2 separate regions of the Homo sapiens genome follow, and region 2 is linked to region 1. A link is an interaction called in ENCODE POLR2A ChIA-PET data of the cell type or tissue named here. Cell type or tissue: OCI-LY7. All regions are shown on one strand. Each heading gives the region's core, and the rest is flanking DNA. Links, peaks and the distances in the headings are about the cores only.

Region 1 (2,922 bases), core at 269-2,768:
GTTTCTTTGAATGTCTGTCTGTTCCATTCTCCCCCTGGTCTGCTCATTGCTCTGGCTTGCTAATGGTGCCAAAATAGACCTTTATGTTATACATGAGTGAACGGAAAATTCCTCATAGGCCTCTGAAGGTTCACTGAAAATCAACTGACAAAGGCATATTAATTGGATAAAAAGGCATACAAATTTATTAACATGCATGGTGGGGAAAATCACAAGTGATTACTCCACCACTCAAAGGGATACAGATGTTTATATGCCCTTCTTTTTAGGAGAATGGGAGATGGGGAAGTGTGGATAATTTTGGGGGAAACATAAATAATTTTAGGGGAATTTAATGGGCTTGTAGTTCACACAACGTGCTGGGACAAAGTCTGTTGGGCCCGCAGGGCAGATAATGGTTTGTGACAAATCTGTCCAGGTGTGTTGACTGGCTTCAGTTTTTCTTTCTGCAATACGAGTTCAGTTAATGAAAACTCAGAGAAAGGGCCAGAGATACATGTTTTCTTCTTTAGGCAGATAAGGAAAAGTCAGAGAACAACTTCATCCTGTGCTTTGTAAGAGACATAGGATTGAGAGGATGGGGAAAGGTCAGGGAGAACTTGAGACTCCTTCTTCAGATCAGCAGGTAAAGTGCCATATCTTGGGGCATCAGTCCCTGAGCCCTAACATTTCCCAAGAAGTTTTCACATACTAGAGGCTAAGGTGGTGGTTGTGGAAAAATAATAACTGAGTTAATCTAATAACTAAATAGTAAAGGACCTCATTAAACCAGTCTCTCACTTCTGGGCATAGGCCAATTCAATTTAAATAGTAGGTCTTGTTTCAGGAGATGATGTTGCAGAAGGTCCCTAAAAGCTAGGCTTCTAAATATTATGCAGGCACACAGATTTAATAAGAGGCATTTCTATGAAAACAGAGGAAGAACAAAGGTCAATTTATGGAGCCATCTACAAGCTAGTCCTCTAGAGTCTGCAGGGCAGTCAGCTGAAAACATCCATGGCCATCTAACAGATTTTCCTAGATTGTAGTCTGTGTGTAAAGTTTGTCCAAATATAAGCTGTAGCAGTGATTTTTCTTCGAAGCCAAGTTGACTAGCTTCACATTGTAGGGCCTCAGGAATTTGGCATTTATTTTCAGTGAGCCCATGTCAAAAATAATATGGAAGGAAAAATTTGGAAACGTTTGTTAGGAGACTTTTAGCCAGGGAAGAATTCAGGATTCAATCTGAATTGTAGGCAAATAATAGAAACTTAAAAACAATGAACAAGGCTGGTATCTAAAATAGGTGTACTATAGTTTTCTCCGGAAACATACATTTTCTGTCATGACTAATTGTGTTGAACATATGTTCATATGCTTATTTTCCATCTGGATAAATGTCTGTCAAATCTGTATCTATTTATTATATTTGGTTGGTCTTTGATTTATTTCACTACAATCATGCCAAAACACCCTGTATTAAAATGTAAAATGAAAATAAAAAAGTATTGGCTCCCCTATTTCTCTCTTATTTTTCATATTTGCTTTGTTCCTTCTAGGATTTTCCAATTTATCTATGGTTATTAGAATCAGTTTGCTTATTTCTATAGAAAAGCCTGCTTGGACTGTGATTTTACTGAAGGGGTAGATCAATTTTGGAAGGACTGATATTTTAACTCTTCTGATCATCAACATGGTATATTTCTCCAATTATTTACATCAGATTTAATGTCTTTTAGTTTTAGTTTGTAGTTTTCAGTGTCTAGTTCTTTTACATTAGAAGCCTCTCATCCTCTGAGACCAATTTCCTGAATTAAATTTCTGATTTTTAAAAAATACTCAGAGTTGTTTCTATTGTAATGCTTGGATTACACTGGAACACTCATCAAATTCTCAACTTCTTTAGTTCTTAATTACTTAGACACAGCAATAAGTCAACTTGAACTGTTCCTCAAAGTAGAAATGAATTTGATGGTTATGAGATTAGTGACCGTAACAATTACTTAGACTTTTGTCCAGTATAAGTAGACTGTTTCTGCTATAAAAAAGAATAAATAGACTTTGGAGAAGGGAATGTAAGAGATGGACAATTATGTTCAACCATGTTATAAAATACATAAAGAATTACTTAAGCAGGTCATAGGTATTTCTATGTGTGACTGACAAAGATTTATCTTAAGCATTAAGAAACGGTTGTAATTTTAGGCACTTAGATGGTCATCAAAAAAATTAGTTATATTGTGAACTGAATTTGAAAGGATTGGTACAATTTTGAAGGAATTGGGGAAAATACTTTTTAAGTTGATATCACTGTTTTAAAAATGCATTCCGACTTTGCTAAGGAATGGAAATTTCTGTTGTTCCTGCTACTTATTATATGCATGAAGCTAAATAAATGCACCAGACTATAAAATTTGAATGTGTTTGTCTTGTTTTATTAAGGTATATTATGTTATAATGGGAGTTGAGGAAGGAACAATGTGAGAATAGATTGTGATGGGGCTTTTATATTCTGCTTGGAAGTTTCATTTTATTCTGCGTGTGACAAGTCATTAAATGGTTTTATATGTCAGAAACTAAATCAGTCACAAACTTTAGGGCCATAATCTGGGACCAGTGTGGAGCGTGAGAGGAGCAAGCACAGGGAGGTACTAGAATTACTTTATATACTTAATTATTTTTAGTTGACACAAATTGATTCTAGTAAGTGAATTATTTAGGGCAGTGAGAATGGAAAGGAGCCCTATGAGTGATTTGTTTTATACAAAAGGGACACAATATATGTACCTTTGAAAGCACCTTGCTTTGTTATGGCCTTTGTTTCTCAGAACCCCTGTAAAATATTGCAATTCTATAATACATACCAAAAAAGGCCAACATTAATCTGTCTCATTGTATTTGAATGGCATGTACATGTATACTTAAAATGATATATTCAGTTAT
Region 2 (2,922 bases), core at 269-2,768, 66 kb before region 1:
GGAGCAATTTTCTTTCAATCATAGCAAGCTTAATCATACACAAAACTTCTTTCATAAATTCCCTTTCACAAATTTACTTCACAACGTATACAAACCATCTATACAATGCTTGGACTTTCTGCCTTGTGTTATATCTTTTAAAAAACAGTTATTTTATTCTAGGACAAGAATTTACTATACAAGACCCTTTTTCATGCAAAATTACTCTTTATATAATTTTTTGCAAAAAAAAACTTCTGTCTATAACTTTCTTCACATCTCTCTTTTCTACTCACTAATTTCTTTATATTTTGAATCTGTCTTTTAATAACTTCCAAGTTAGACAAAAACAATTATTTCCCAATAAAGCATACATCTTCTTTGGCACATTTTATATAAAGGTAGGAGTAAGAAATTCTTAACTGCCCACCAGACATTGGCATTCTATAGATGAGAACCCGTACCACAATTTTAAGATTATTTACTATAAAAAGCTTGCATTTTAAAGCCACTTTAGCCATTCTAAAGCCTATAAGCACCAGTCATTTACCAAGGTGAAAATATTAAAGTTAAAATTTAAAAACACAACATTTTTTAAACTAACAATTTTAGACTAGTGTTATTTGTTTAATTTATGAGAACTCTTTTATTTATAAGCCAATCTGATAGCTTGCTAGACACAACAGACAACACACAAAGTGACTTATACAAGACACTGGATTCAAGTTATTTACAAAATTGGGACCTGTCTACATGGCCAAATTTTGTTTGTCCCAAGAGGTATGGAAGACAGGGAGAGGCAGGGGAGTGGATTCCACACCATCAAATAAGGAAGGGAGGGGCGAATGGAGTTGTTCAAGAGAAGAACTCAAGAGTCACAGAGCTGCCAGAAAGCTCACCTAGCAGTGGAGACACCAAAGAAAAATGTTCAGGCAGCTGCCTGTCTGCCACTGAGGAAAGCTGTCTGATAGGTCAAGGGCTTGAGATCCTCAGCAAACTTACTTAAGATAGCTCACTGGGGCCAGTGGAAGAAGGAAGGTTAGCTCTAGTATTGACAGAGAGCTTTTTTTTTTCCCTCTCACTGGGGATGGTTAGGAAATTCTCATTGCCAATGGCCCTCTTGCTTACAGTAAGCTGACTGGTTTTGTCCAGGGTTGAGCAAGTCATAGGCTCTTGTCTGGGCATCCCAGATGTTGATTTCATGATACTTTCTTGGGATGGGTAACCCTCAGGTCGCAAGGGGCTTAAAGTAATTGTTAACATTTGTACTTTTGAGCCTTTTTTTTTAACCTCTTTGCCCTGTTTCTATTGTTGTAAATTTTAAAGGCCACGTTTAAGTGTTGCCTCATAGGGGTTTGAGGTCCCATGGCCGCTTTTTGTAGCTTCTTCCTAATGTCAGGGGAAGATTGAGTAATAAAATATATACTCTCCTGGAGTGTCTGCATCTGCATTAGCATATTTCCTAAGTTCCTCAACCAAATGACCTTGAAACAGAGTGGGATTTTTGTCTTTTCCCTGAGTTATTTTTGTAGCCTTGGCATAATTGACTGGCTTAACCACACACTTTCTCTTCTGCTTTTTTTCCAGCAGCACAGCAAGAAGAAGCAATAATTGTAAGTCATGACAAGTTAAATCAAGAACATTGTCAATTTAACAAAAACTCCTCTATAAACTTTTCTGGATCCGCTGAAAGCTGGCTAAATATTTCCTTTTACAAAGCAAATCAGGTCTAGAAAATGGCACAAGTACTCTAAGTGTTCCCCCATTCCCATCAGCTATCTCCTGCAATAGACACAGGTTTGACTTTAGGGGCTATGGGGCCCCAATCCTGGTGGTACTGGCTGGACTTACTTTCTTGGTCAGTGAAGGTATAGGCTGAGGCTAGTTGTATAAGAGGGAAGGATGCCTGATGACACTGGGGTGGAATCTTGCATTAGAAAACTGGCAGGGCTGTCTTCAGATCTGTGGGACTGAGGAGACTGGGGAAGGTATAGGCCTTCTACGGGGAGCAGCTAGGAAGTGATCCCTTAGGTGTGGCTTCCTGGTGCCTGGAAGTAACATGAGCCAATAAAGGGTCATAAAATCCTGTACATAGGGACTTTCATTTTCCTTCCTTTATACAGAGTAAGTTCTACTTTAAAATAGCATTATAATGTATAGGAACATGTTTAGTACAAATCTCTTGGTTTTCTAATGTGTAATAGATGTAAGCAATGTTTCAGGAGAAAATGAGTTTCTTTTTCTTTAAGCTGAATTTGAATTTGTTCCAGTAGCCTAAAAAACGCCCCAGAAGACAATCCTCTGGGATGCTTTTCATTTTCCCCACATCCATCAGGATTTTTACTGGGCACATTTTCCTGCCTCTCTGCTGATCACCACCGTCTCGCTGTCTTACTGCTGATCACTGCTATCTCTGCTGTCTCATTGCTGTGAAGGTCAGTGCCTCTCACTTGCCATCTTTATCCTTTCATTGCTCTCCAGTTAATACAGGAAAATACAATTTTCTTAAGTCTAGCAAGAGGAAAAGCAACTGGACTCTTGCTATTTTTTTTTTCCTTCTAGATTCCCACTTCCTGAAGAGGAGGTGTAAGTATAGGTAGCACGGTATTACAAAAGTGGATTATAAGCATTTCCCAGTGAATGAAATATGATAAAATGAGTATTTTTATTAAGCAAAGTTTAGAAGGAAGTATAAATCCAGTGACAATAAGAAAATAAAATGCCATTATGAAAAATGATAACTTTAGGGCAGAAAACAAGAAAAGGCAAGACCAAGATTCCACTAGGGTAGCACTTCAACTCACAGTCCTAGACAAAACACCAATACCAAAAATTCCAGAGCATCCAGGGGGCAGCCAGCAATACCAAATGCCCAAGAGTACCCAAGAATCAGCCAACTAAGGTCCCCACACCAAATACTGAAAACTCAGAGCATCTATGAAG

What was found. ChIA-PET counts read pairs that join two places held together with the same protein. Peaks named below come from ENCODE experiments on the same cell type or tissue, not always from the same donor. Only the 100,000 strongest peaks of a DNase experiment are listed, where the experiment ranks them.
Region 2: POLR2A ChIA-PET joins it to region 1 with 5 read pairs; 3 of 35 experiments call an interaction of 5 or more read pairs at or near these places.

What each region holds. Positions count from the first base shown.
Region 1 is chr14:42,387,471-42,390,392 of GRCh38, forward strand. No RefSeq gene overlaps it. Among named protein-coding and RNA genes, the nearest start is that of LRFN5, 780 kb to the left of the region's middle. In OCI-LY7, for the core only: no CTCF peak of the experiment used is centred there; no DNase peak of the experiment used is centred there.
Region 2 is chr14:42,321,626-42,324,547 of GRCh38, forward strand. No RefSeq gene overlaps it. Among named protein-coding and RNA genes, the nearest start is that of LRFN5, 720 kb to the left of the region's middle. In OCI-LY7, for the core only: no CTCF peak of the experiment used is centred there; a DNase peak (open chromatin) is centred at 1,506; H3K4me3 peaks cover 914 bases; H3K27ac peaks cover 1,017 bases.